Regions from separate parts of the Homo sapiens genome. Here region 2 is linked to region 1. The links are chromatin contacts, found by Hi-C in ENCODE. All regions are on one chromosome and are shown on one strand. The core of a region is the stretch at or near the end of the contact, and the rest is flanking DNA. Distances in the headings are between cores, read along the strand shown.

Region 1 (6,747 bases), core at 155-2,654:
GGCAAACTAGCATTTGCCAATTTTGATGGTGTGAATACTCCCTTCTTTTCCAGTTTCAAGCTCCCAACTGTTTAACAGTTGGCTTGACAAATTTCCTGAATATTGAATTCTTGTGAGCAGGTACAAGTTGACTCCAGCACACCAATGGATGCAACCCACATAAACAAAGGCTCTTTGCTGGTCCTCAATAATTTTAAGTGTATTAAGGTGTTCTGAGCAAAAGAAGTTTGAAAACCACTGCCCTTATCCAAGATGTCCCAACTTTATTGACTTGAAGAAAACAGATAAACTGGTAATTATTATAAAAGCATAAAAGCAAACAGGGGTAAAGAGTTGGCTTAGAGCTGCAGGCACCACTCTGGGTTTCTGGCTGTTTCAGAGCTGAGGGGTTCCAAGTCTTGGAGCAAGAAACTGATTCAACATCCAGGCTCAGTGGCTCACGCCTATTATCCCAGCACTTTGGAAGGCTAAGGCGGATGAATGGTTTGAGCCCAGGAGTTCGAGACCAGCCTAGGCAAAATGGCAAAACCCCGTCTCTACGAAAAATACAAAAATTAGCCGAGCGTGATGGCTCATGCCTGTAGTTCCAGCTACTTGGGAGGCTAAGGTGGGAGGATGGCTTGAGCCTGGGAGGCGGAGGTTGCAATGAGCCAAGATGGTGCCACTACACTTCAGCCTGGGTGACAGAGTGAGACCCTGTCACAAAAAGAAAAGAAAAGATACTGATTCACGTCATCAGGTATGGTGTGGTCCACAGAACAGGAAGCTCTGTGTGAGGTCTGATTTTCAGCCACCTGCTGTGTAAAGGAAAGAGAGAGGTGCTTGCTGAGCAAAGTTTCAGACCAGAAGACCAAGAGACAATTCAGAACAGCAGCAGATTCTACCCATGGTGGCATTCCTGTAAAGTGAAACTCAAGCGCCAAGTTTGTTGTCATGGGGACTGTTGATTGCATGCTAGTCTTATGGAAACACACGGAAAACCAGAGGTCAAATTCAGTAGCATCTCAGAATTCAGATAACACAGCATGTACAGTTTCAACCCAGCAGGCTGTGTGTTTATCACTTCAGGAAATGACTCATAAGCAGTAAGGAGATGAGCTTTGAAAGCTGCATCTGGCCAGGGCACGGTGGCTCACCGCTGTAATCCCAGCACTTTAGTGAGGCCGAGGCGGGTGGATCACCTGAGGTCGGGAGTTTGAGACCAGCCTGGCCAACATGTGAAACCCTGTCTCTACTAAAAATACAAAAATTAGCCAGATGTGGTGGCACACACCTGTAATCCCAGCTACTCAGGAGGCTGAGGCAGGAGAATTGCTTGAACCCAGGAGGCAGAGGTTGCAGTGAGCCGAGATTGTGCCATCCAGCCTGGATGACAAGAGCGAAACTCCATCTCAAAAAAAAAAAAAAGAAAAGAAAGCTGCATCTATAGTAGCCTGCATGGTGGCAGGGCCAGTCTGGCTGTTTTGCCTATCTTAATGACTACATCTGCAGGTCATTTTGGTGTGCTGCTATGCGACCCATCCAAGGAAGTGAAAACACCACGAAGGGTGGGCTGTCCAATACTGAGATGCATTCGTGAGCAAAACCATAATCATTTGATATCTATTTTTGTTGTTTTGTTTCCTATCCTGGGATATCTAGTTGCTCTTGAAACTAGCTGACACATATTTTAAAAAAAACAAGACAAATAATATATTCCCATCCTCCAGAAGCTAACTGGCTTTGGGATTTAATCCTAATACTTAATGTTTAGTTAGGAAGCACAAAATTTGAAGACCTCAGATTTAGAATTTTATCAGCTCTGCCTTGTAACAAGTTTTAGAAACTAAATCAGTTGGCCAGGCCTGGTGGCTCATGCCTGTAATCCTAGCTTTTTGGGAAGCCAAGGCGGGCGGATCACCTGAGGTCAGCAGTTCGAGACCAGGCTGGCCAACATGGTGAAACCCTGTCTCTACTAAAAATACAAAAATTAGTCAGACATGGTGGCACGTGCCTGTAATCCAGCTACCCGGGTGGCTGAGGCAGGAGAATTGCTGGAACCCGGGAGGCAGACGCTGCACTGAGCCGAGATGGCACCACTGCACTCCAGCCTGGGCAACAGAACGAGACTCTGTCTCAAAAAAAAAAAAAAAAGAAAAGAAAGAAAGAAAAGAAAAGAAACTAAATCAGTTCTCAACTCTGGTTGCGCATAGAATCACTGGAGAGCTTCTAAACAATTCCAGTGCCAATCTCTGGGGGCGAGGCCTGGACATTGATATTGTTTTCAAGCTCCTCAGAAGATTCTGATGTGTAAACCAGGGTTGATACTAAGAAAAGAAAAATCCCTCAGCAGTCTGAGCTATGTGAGGTGTGCAAAATTTATTAGGCCCAGAGAGACGGGAGTAGAGGACTTCAGTCACACCCCCGGCACATACCCTCCCCCTACCCACCACCCCCCATGCCTGTGGGCAATTATTTAAAGTCATTTTGTTCCTGGTGGTGTGGTAGCTCATGCCTGTCATCCCAACACTTTGGGAGGCCGAGGCGAGAGGATCCCTTGAGGTCAGGAGTTTGAGACCAGACTGGTCAACATGGTGGAACCCCTACACTCCTAAAAATACAAAAATTAGCCAGGCATGGCAGCATGCTCATGAAATCCCAGCTACTCGGGGGGCTGAGGCAGGAGAATTGTTTGAACCCAGGAGGCCAGAAGGTAGAGGTTGCAGTGAGTCAAGATGGCGCCACTCCAGCCTGGGCAACGGAGAGAGACTCCATCTCAAAAAAAAAAAAGGCATTTTGTTCCTGACTAGCTACATTCCCTGTTATCTTCATGTTCCTGGAATCTGTGATACAAAGAACAATGTGTATCCAATCAACAGCTTATGTTATTTTAATGTAAATTTTGATAAACAACTTAGGAACTGCCTCTTTTCCTTTATAAACATTCACATGCAACTGCTGCTAATCAGATTGTATATTCAGGACAACTTGAATATACACTTCAATATACACTGGGTTGCAGTCCTCAAGCTTGGCCCAAATAAACTCTCTACTTATATTAATTTTGACTCAGCTTCTTCCTTTTAGATCAACAATACCACTGTTTTTGAAAAGTGCTTCTTAGCTTATATACTGCTGGTGGGAATGTAAAGTATTAGTTCAGCCATTGTGGAAAGCAGTGTGGTGATTTCTCAAATAATTTAAAACAGAATTATCATTCAACCCAGCAGTCCCATTATTGGGTATATACCCAAAGGAATAGAAATCATTCTACCATAAAGACATCTGCGCACAGGTGTTCACTGCAGCACTATTCACAATAGCAAAGCTATGGAATCAACCTAAATGCCCACCAATGATAGACTGGATAAAGAAAATGTGGTACATATACCCCATGGAATACGATGCAGCCGTAAAAAAGAACAAGATCACGTTCTTTGCAGCAACATGGATAGAGCTGGAGGCCATTATCCTAAGCCAACTAATGCAGAAACAGAAAACCAAATACCACATGTTCTCACTTATAAGTGAAACTAAACATTGAGTACACATGGACACAAAGAGGAGAACAACAGATACCAGGGCCTACTTGAGGGTGGAGGATGAGAGGGAGAGGACTGAAAAACCACCTATCGAGTACTATGCTTACTACCAGGGTGATGAAATAATCTGTACACCAAACCCCCAAGACACACAATTTACTTATATAACAAACCTGCACATGTACCCCTGAACCTAAAGTAAAAGTTTTTTAAAAAAGAAAAGAAAATAGTGTTTCTTGGCCAGGTGCAGTGGCTCACATCTGTAATCCCAGCACTTTGGGAGGTGAAGACAGGAGGATTGCTTGATGCCAGGAGTTTGAGAGTTTGAGACCAGCCTGAGCAACATAGCAAGACCCTGCTAAAACAAATGTAAGAATTAGCTGGGTGTGGTGGCACACGCCTGTAGTCCCAGCTACTCAGGAGGCTGAGACAGGAGGATCCTTTGAGCCTAGGAGTTCAAAGTTACAGTGAGCTGTGATCTGTCTGCTTCTCAAACTTTAACCTGCATACAAATTACCAGAGTCTGCTGCAACTGGTCCGAGGCTGGGTCTGCCTGTGTAACAACTTCCCAGGTAAAGTTAAAGTTGCTCCTTTTGGACTATGCTTTGAATAGCAGTGCTCTCAGAGATAGCCCCGAGGCAGAATTTGGCTAGGTTGCAGGTCCAGGGATCCAGAAAATCAATTCTCATATTCTTAAAATCATTTTCTGAGACAATTTTTTTTTATTCTGAGAAAATTGGGGCAATTTTTAATGTAGTGGCAGCATATGTTCTTAATCAAAATTTGTTGTAGGTGATATCTATCTTGCTGTATGCTTCCTCTCCTCTTTCTCCCTTCTTTGGTTCTTTTCTAGGGAAAAAGATAGCTTAAATGGCTCTAATCTTATACATAAAACCATTTCAGAAGACACTGGGGGTTTAAAGTGGCAACTCCCATTTTTTAAAGATAGTGCCCGGCAGATAGCGGCAGCGCCTGGTTACCAGAAAGCAACTGTGGATATTTTTCCTGTCTCTGGGTCTGGCTGAAAAATGGTGACCTCAGGGAAGCACTAGGGTGCTACTTAGCATTCAGGAGCTTCAGTCTTGATGGAGCTGGAATGAGAAGTTTTGCAAACCCAAAGGCAAATGAGTCAGCCCAGGGATCATCATCAGAGGATCCATGATTCCACTGTGCCTGGGGAAAACCAAAGATTTTGTTAATCAACTCTGGGAACACATTTACAGCACATTCAGTAAACTTGGAGTAAATTCGTCATTATAGAAGCCCTCTTACAAGTTGATTGAAAAAACTAAATGATGAAAGAAAAACTACAATTTGTTAGCCAACGTGGGAAAAAATGTTACATCTCAGCGATAATCCAATAGCTGCAATTTAAAACAAGATAACACCGGCTCGTGTCCAATTAACAATGATCTTTTTCTATGATGGCTAAAACAGCTCCCTAATAAGTATTACAGAAGGAATGGAGGAAATAAGGAAAATAATATAAATACCAGAAAGGGTAAGATAATGTCGGTGGACACACTTTAGGAAAGCAATTTGACAAAATGTCATCATCCTTACATGTTCATAACCTTTGACCCAGTTGTATGACTTCTGGGAATCTATCAAGAAATAATTACAAATAACATCAAAAAAAGTAATAGGCTTCTGGTTGTTAATAGCAGCCTTATTTGCATGTTAGCAGAAGACAAAATTCCTCTAGATGTGTAATTTTAAAGGACTTCTCCAGAGACTATTATACCCTTTAACAATGAGACGTTTTAAGTGTATGTAACGACACAGAGCAGTGCTTATAATGTTTAATTTTTTAAAAAATAAGATGCAATGATATACAAGCAGTACAAAACCAACAAGATGGGGAAAAATAGATCTAAGTCAAGGCAAAGACTAATGAGAAATATACCAAGATGTTTAAACTTGCGTTTTGGTAATTGGGTCATTTTTTTTCCTTTAAAGTATTTTCTACTTCTCTCTTTCCTGAGTATGTACTGCCTCTCTAGCAAAAAAGCAACCCACATTAAAACAAAAGTAAAATAATCTGAAAAAACAAACAAATCTTTCTGACCATCTCCTAGCCACAATTAGTATTTTGTGCCTCAATATATTATTCAAGCAGGAAATAATGGTGTTAGGAAATCATATGATTCTACATATAGTTGACATCTTCAAGATTCTCCCAAAATATCTTGTGGAACTCTGAAATTCTCAAAAACATAAAAATATCTTTAGCCATGGCCAGGTGCAGTATCTGACACCTGTAATCCCAGCTACTTAGGAGGCTGAGGCATGAAAATCGCTTGAACCCTGGAGGTGGAGGTTGCAGTGAGCCCAGCCTGGGCAACAGAGCGAGACTCTGTCTCAAAAAAAAAAAAAAGAAAAAAAAAAAAAAAAGTCATTAGCTATACTCTGAAGCCAGAAATGTTTCTATTTGTCCCCAGCAGCTACCAGAACATTCAGTACAGCATTCTGTCATCATAACCAGAGCACGACTTTTTACTCTGATAGTCTTTATACTTGTGCCAAAAGGGCTATTCATTTGTTTTCTTCTGGAATTCATATTTCCTCATCAAGCAGCAAATATTATTTTTGCAAAACAAAACAAAAACTTTGACTGATTTTATTGCATAGTTATGTTAGTCCTCTTATTCTTGAAATTAATGAATGTGTGTAACCCACATTCTATTATTCAGTATTTTAAAAATCTGATTAATTATCCCATAAGCTCTTTTTAAAACATACTTGAGCTTTATTTAATTTCTGCATTCTTTGACCCATGTTGTTGGATCCTTAATTTCACTTATTCATTTTCTTACAATTATTAAATGGTCTCTTACATGGTGAGACTGAAGCTGGTATCCATAGGCTTGTTGCTTCTGTATAATGAAGGCAGCTTCAGTAGTCGATTGAACCACCCAGCAGTGACTACATTCAGTGCTTCTGGAAATGGAGTCCACAAAAGTCTTTTGAGCTGCTTGTTATAATGCAGGTTTTTGGTCTCCATCCCGGACCTAAAACCAGAATGTTTGGGATAGGACCTGGATCATCTGCATTTTTAACAAGAGCTGGGGGTGATTCTTATGCAAACCAAACTTTGAGAACCATGGATCTAGTTTTTACATGAAATCTCTAACCTAGTAAACCACAGTTTATTTGTTAAAATGCTAAAGTTTTTCAGAGTTGACCTGTATATTATCATGTCTCTCAGTAAAGTTATCGGAATATT
Region 2 (7,435 bases), core at 2,369-4,868, 1.2 Mb before region 1:
TGTTCCAGAACACTGACCAAGGATTAGTATAGTTCTGAGTACTATCAAGATGTTTTAAGTGCCATTTGAAAATCATTAGACGAAAATTCATATTATTCTGAAATAATCCCTTCATTTGTTTCTGTTTTGCATTTCTTTGAAATTTCACTTGAGATTCTAAATAAGGATTTAATTTGTGATAAAATTTGTTTTATAAATAGTACTGTGGTCTACCACGTTCACATAGACTTTCATCAGATATCATCACCAACAGGATTTAATAAGCAATATTCTCCTTTTTACTCTCATACTTTTGTAGTTCCATCTCCTAGTCAAAATGTTTTCAGCAAAAAAGATAATTAAGCCTTAAGAAAAACCTTAATTTCTAAACTTATTTTAAGCTTTAATCACTTCATTTTGGAGACTTAATTTGGCTGACCACATAGACCTTTTATTTTTGTTCTAGATGAAAAGTTTCCAAAATCCCAAATAGACCAAATTCGAAAAGTTTACTATTATACTATACTATTACTTTATATAATGTAACATCTATACTAATTGTACTATACTATTATTTTATGACTATTCTATACAACTTACCATACTATTACTTTCATGTAACATAACTCACTATCATCCAAATTTTGATATTCATTCTATAATAAGTATGCCTTAAAACCAATGAAGTTTAGTTGGTAGAAATATAAGAAAATCTTTTTATTAGCACAGTCTTGCTTATACCTGGTATCACATTATAAATATAGGGATAGTAATGGGAGAGGGTCATGGTATCAAAATACCGTGACAGAATAAGTCAAAACTTGGATTAAAACAGTGGCCTATAATCAGAGAAATGCAAATCAAAACCACAATGAGATACCATCTCACACCAGTTAGAATGGCGATCATTAAAAAGTCAGGAAACAACAGGTGCTGGAGAGGATGTGGAGAAATAGGAACACTTTTACACTGTTGGTAGGACTGTAAACTAGTTCAACCATTGTGGAAGTTAGTGTGGCGATTCCTCAGGGATCTAGAACTAGAAACACCATTTGACCCAGCCATCCCATTACTGGGTATATACCCAAAGGATTATAAATCATGCTGCTGTAAAGACACATGCACACATATGTTTATTGCGGCACTATTCACAATAGCAAAGACTTGGAACCAACCCAAATGTCCAACAATGATAGACTGGATTAAGAAAATGTGGCACATATACACCATGGAATACTATGCAGCCATAAAAAATGATGAGTTCATGTCCTTTTTAGGGACATGGATGAAGCTGGAAACCATCGTTCTCAGCAAACTATTGCAAGGACAAAAAACCAAACACCACATGTTCTCACTCATAGATGAGAATTGAACAACGAGAACACGTGGACACAGGAAGGGGAATATCACACTCTGGGGATTGTTGTGTGGTGGGGGGAAGGGGGAGGGATAGCATTAGGAGATATACCTAATATTAAATGACGAGTTAATGGGTGCAGCACACCAACATGGCACATGTATACATATGTAACTAACTTGCACGTTGTGCACATGTACCTTAAAACTTAAAGTATAATTAAAAAAATATATGATAGAATGATGACCTTGAGTCATTAATAAAAAACAATGCTTAATACATTCTATTTTTGGAAAACAACAAAAACAAAAACAAAAAACTGGCCTATAAATGAAATGTCCTTGAATTGAAAATGCACATATTAATGTGTTTCTTATGAATGCATTGATCAATATGTCCATTTAGGTTTGTGTATTTTTTTCCATGTGGTCAATTTTCTTTCAGTCTACTTCAAATTACCATGCAAGGAGATTTGGTGTTCGTGCAGCCATGCCAGGATTTATTGCTAAGAGGCTGTGCCCACAACTTATAATAGTGCCCCCCAACTTTGACAAATACCGAGCTGTGAGTAAAGAGGTAAGTTAATGTCTCACCCCTACTTTAGGCTTTCACTGAGTTCCTGTCACCTACAGAATCTCAAGTCCAAGTGCCTTAGCACGTAGGATTTGGTCTTAGCTTATCCTTTCAGTTGAGCCTCCTATCACTTCTTCAGCTTGTATATTGAATACTGAGCTGCATATAGCATCCAGAATACATCATTCTTTTTCCCAATTCTTTGCCTTTCCATGCAGTTTTCATTTGCTTAGAAAACTTCCCATTTCCTCAAACTTTGAACTGCCTTAATGATAATATAAAATTAAATTTAGCTATTTTTTCTTAATGTACAATATACATTTTTTCTAGAACCACATTTTATTTATAACTTACAGAATCTACTCATCATTAATTTCAACCTATTGTCTGAATAATTACTTATTAATGTTGTTAAACAGTGACAAAATTCATGTATTTTGATTAGCCTACTTTACTTGCCCCATAATCATTTGCTGTCTAAGAGACTGATAATTGAAAAGGGAGTAATCCATTGCTTCAAAAAGGATCTTTGAAGTAGATTTGATTATTTACTAAAATTGCCAAACTGTCATATGTGAAAACCGCCATTTTTTCTATTTTTTATGACAACTGGTCTATCATGCAGTGCTGGAATTTAATTTTTGAATTAAAATTTTAGACTACTACATCAAATACTTTTAGACTGCTATAGTAAAATGTGTTTAAGACTGCTGCCTGAATGGAAACACTTAAAAAAACTGTGACCTAATACTTATTACTCTTTAGTTATACCAGGGGTCTTTAAATTCACCCCTCTTATTTGTATTCCACCTCATTTTCCCTAGAAGTGACACTATTCCAAGTTTAAACACAGGTTTGTTTGTTTTTTTTCTGTCCAAGGCAGTCTGTGACAGCAAGTGCTTTTTGCATACCTCTGAAAAGGTGGTGGAGGAGAGGGGAGCACACTTACATTTGGTTACTGCTTATCTCTTTCATTGTATTCCTAATTAAAAAGAGATAAAATACTAATCATAAATATAGCCTTTTAAGAAGTTTTAAAAATCCTACAAAAGTTTAGTAAGAAAAGGTATTTTTTAAAGTCGTACTTTAACTCAGCAAAACTTCTGGCAGTATGCCAGTGAAAACCAAAGTGTTTTTAGTTATTTTAGTCTGGTTATTTATGTAAGTCAGAGAACTCTTCAAATTTGAGCCGGATCTAGCTAGTTTATATGCAGATAACAAATGAGTTCTTCTGTGTAAATGAACTGTAGAACAAATTCATCACTGCCTATGGATACATAAATATTCATGACTTGGTTAGAAAATTTAAGAAAAAGCCCTCCCGTTTTTTTTGACACAGGGTCTCACCCCATAGCCCAGGCTGGAGTGCCGTGACTCGATCATACCTCACTATAACCTTAAACTCTTGAGTTAAGCAATCCTCTGGCCTCAGCCTCCTGAGTAGCTAGATTGACAGGCATGCATCACCACACCCACCTAATTTTAAAATTTTTTTGCAGAGATAGGGTTTTCCTATGTTGCTCAGGCTAGGCTTAAACTCCTGGCCTCAAAAAATTATCCTGCCCAGGCCTCCCAAAGTGCTGGGATTACAGGCATGAGCCATCATGCCCAGTTAGCCATTTTTGTTTTATCCAAAATATTGGAGCTTTAAGTGCTTGATTTTTACTGGAACGTCTCTTTTAATTCTTACAGCAATATCCTATGTAAAGGAAGTTAATAAATACTCAACAGTGTCTCTAGGGAGTACTTCTCATTCAGAATCTTAGTTGGCTGCCAGTTACAGACTTCACAGAGTTTCATTTTCATTGGAAAGATTCTATTTGAGCACATTATAACAAGAACAAAGCTAATTAAGGCACTCTCTGAGTAAAACTTGGCCAAGTTTATATCACCATTTTCTAAAATTCCCTTTGACTCAGCTGTTCATAATTATATTAAGCTAAAAACCTTTGTTTTTATAAAAGAAGAAACAGTTTTCTCATGATACAGTAGACAGTTTTAAAAGCTAAATGGAAGCTTAACGTAATTCAGCAAATATGTTTTCTAATATAAATTTTTTTTGAGGCAGGGTCTCACTCTGTCACCCAAGCTGGAAAATATGCATATTATTTTGACAACCATTGCCTCTAATTATAGCTAATACTTAAGTGGTTAGAAAAAAAAGTCATAGTTTTATGTAGTAACACTATGTTATATAAAAGGCATTTCTGAATTAAAAGCCACTATAATTCTAATCTTTATATGTATTTCTTTTATCCTAAGATGTTACTCCAGACTTTTCCCCATCATTTAAGGTAATCATGGAGTACACTATAGATTGTCATTTTTTTCCATTCCAGATCTTAATAAGTAATAGGAAATAGAAAACATTCCTTTTCCTGTATGGATTAATGCATTAATTAATGTTAAGTGGACTTTTATGTGCATGTTATAATTAATTGGAATATTTTCTAAAGCAACATAGTACCTTTATATAAGATTATTCCTTTTTAAAATGAACCAAAAACAATAAATCACAAAAGGCAGGAGGGAATAGAATCCTATCATTCCCACTTCAGCTTCTGACGAGCTACCTAAAACCTTAACCATTTTTTTGTATGGGCCTACCAGATAATGTTTTCTGAGATTTATTTGAATTGCTTATTATAACTAGATATAGGTAGCTAAATAGAGATTGTATCAAATGAAGCTATTTTATGGTCTTCTGCCTTCATGGTCTATTTTAATACAAAAGGAAATTTTGAAAATATTCCCTGGTAGTGGATTATTTATTCCTTAAATCCATGAACTATTGACTGCAGGATTGTTACTGTAGTTGCAAACTAAGAATATTAACATTTCTTATCAGCTACATATGACAGAAGAAGTTTGCTATCACAGCAAAATTTAAACTTTTTTTTGTTTCCTTTGAAGGTTAAGGAAATACTTGCTGATTATGATCCCAATTTTATGGCCATGAGTCTTGATGAAGCCTACTTGAATATAACAAAGCACTTAGAAGAAAGACAAAATTGGCCTGAGGATAAAAGAAGGTATTTCATCAAAATGGGAAGCTCTGTAGAAAATGGTAAGCAACTTATTAAGACTATCAAACCAAGAAGCAGTGAAAAAAAAAAACCCACAACTCTTTGAATTAATCCAATTAATTTATTAGCCTGCATAGGTAGAAGGGATAGATATGTACCTTTATAAAAATGTAAAATCAGAAAATTTTAAAAATACCAGTGGGTTTTCTGAGTTAAACATGTGGAATATCACATATAAACAAAATGTGATTGTTAAATCTCTGAGCTTAAGAGTCTGCAGAGTCCCTGAACAAAGTAATTTTATAGCAGTTATTTTCCTAAGGTCTAACTAACAAAGAGTTTGGATGGCATTGAAGCTGAGGAAGTTGTCTGTTTAAAGCGGCCTTTTCTTGTTGTTAGAAAAGACTAGCCTCAAACATATCAAAACATTGGATGATTCTATTTTTCTTCATTTTCCTAATTTTCTATAATCTAATTATTATAGCAATTATGACTGTTTTTAGCTCTGCCAAAATTAATGACTTCCCACTCCCTTCTTTGCCTTAGACTTTATAATTTCAAGACTCCAGGGTTTTTTTAAAAAAATAATCCCTTTATGACCTATCCAAAAGCAATGCCAAGAAACATGCAGATATTACACATACTGCTTTCAACATTTTGTCAAAGGTATGATTATGTCTGAGATGTCCTGGACCCCTGAACAAAGTTCACCTGGATGAAAAAGTGACACAGAAGGGTTTGCTCACAACCCACAGGAACATTTCATGTGCACCACTCATTGCTTCAGACGGGCCAGGCAGTGCTGGGGAGACCTGTTTGTAACTTTCCCTGAAGCAAAAATGGTAGATCCACAATGACATTAATCTAACTCTCTCACATTATTTGTGACTCACATCATTTGATGCAAGTTTAATATGGGCATCAAATACAACTTCATTACCTTATTTAAAGTGCTAAGGGATAGCTCTCTCTTTTTTTTTATAGGAGCATTAAACAATAATCATCATTTCTCGACACAGGCACAGAGCAAAAGGTTTTCCTTATTTGGTGTAACTTTATTGTTTGAGGATGTGGAACATAAAGCCTGATGTCACTTTGTATAAAATCTTACTTTATTAATTCCTTACTTTCACAAGAGAATGGGGGAAAATCATTAAATAATTATGTCAAAGCATCCCCTGAGGGCCTCCCATAACAATTACTTGCATGATGTGTTTTAAAAGCTTTACATTGGGATTAAAGTAAATGTTTTCATTTTCTACTAATTTTTTTCTTTTTTTTGAGATAGGGTCTCACTGTGTTGCCCAGGCTGGAGTGCAGTGGTGCAGTCTCAGCTCACTGCAACCTCCGCCTCCTGGGTTCAAGCAGTTCTCCTGCCTTAGACTCCCAAGTATCTGGGATTAGAGGCGCGTGCCACCACACCCGACTAATTTTTTGTATTTTTAGTAGAGGTGGGGTTTCACCATGTTGGCCAGGCTGGTCTCAAACTCCTGACCTCAGGTGATCTGCCCGCCTCGGCCTTCCAAAGTGCTGGGATTACAGGCATGAGCCACCACGCCCAGCCTACTAATGTTCTTTTCATTTATTATAATGTCCAAACTCACTATGAATATGTGAATTTTTAATATCTATTGCTTTTAACATATTTACTTGTATATTGCCCTCTTCGTGTATTTTCATATTCTTAAACAATTGGAATAGTTAAACTTTTCTTCTCATGTGTAAATACCTGTGGGCTGGACTTTCAGGCGTGTCTCACCTCACATCATGCCATGGGAAATTGTCAATAGTGCATTGGAACTGTGGAAGGCAATTGATATATCTTCCTCTAAAGTCCAAGACATTGTTTTGCTGTTTCCCCATTTTCTAAAAGGTGTTTGTCTTTGGAAATATATTGCTAACTACCATCTCTACATACAAATAAAATAATAATTTTTTAAATGTTTACTCTCCCATGTAAATCTGGATGGTGAGTGCCAGATAATATAAGAAACTGAAATACCATACACTTTTTAGCACTTGTCTTCCAAATGAAATGCTTTAATCCTAGTGTTACATTCTGATTACCTTAGTTATGGGGATTATAAAGATGTTTCTGTCACAAAGCAAATAAGAAACTACTTCAGCTCTTAGTTACACAGCCAGGCCTCACAAAAAAGTAGAAAGTAGTTCAGATTGAAAAGGTACCTGAACATTCTGCAGCAGCTCTGATAATGTGTGAGAAGGCAGCATTCTTCACTTCCTGCTGTATAGTTCTGCTCTCACAGTGGCTCACCTGAGGGCAGGGTGGTAGAGGCATGAGGTACAAAACATGGCATAAAAAACTCTGCAGAACGGGTTTATGAATGTGGCAGATAACTTACTTGGTTTGCAGTTTTTCTGTAGCTTTCTTTACCGTGACTTCTACCCATCCAGATGGGGAAAAGGGCTCCAGGTAGATACCATTTCAATTGTTTCACAGTCTTTATTTTTTTTTTATTTTTTTTTATTTTTTTGAGAT

Evidence for each region. Hi-C counts contacts between places; a loop is a spot of excess contacts on that map. Pooled maps may share reads with other maps.
Region 2: a pooled map shows a loop between it and region 1 (14-fold over the local background). The contact joins two enhancer-like sites. A Hi-C loop is called at or near these places in 2 of 37 single-sample maps with no recorded cell type and 7 of 50 pooled maps.

Annotation. Positions count from the first base shown.
Region 1 is chr5:76,738,145-76,744,891 of GRCh38, forward strand. No RefSeq gene overlaps it. Among named protein-coding and RNA genes, the nearest start is that of F2R, 25 kb to the left of the region's middle. RefSeq lists enhancers at 776-1,105, 1,206-1,275, 3,409-3,488. Within about 2 kb of position 1,405, at least 15 of the 41 ENCODE cell types and tissues checked have a DNase peak (open chromatin) inside an H3K27ac peak, as active enhancers do.
Region 2 is chr5:75,571,958-75,579,392 of GRCh38, forward strand. It overlaps POLK (DNA polymerase kappa), which reads left to right. Exons shown (of 15, transcript NM_016218.6): 5 at 1,781-1,912; 6 at 4,823-4,976. Among named protein-coding and RNA genes, the nearest start is that of ANKDD1B, 36 kb to the right of the region's middle. Within about 2 kb of position 3,619, at least 4 of the 41 ENCODE cell types and tissues checked have a DNase peak (open chromatin) inside an H3K27ac peak, as active enhancers do.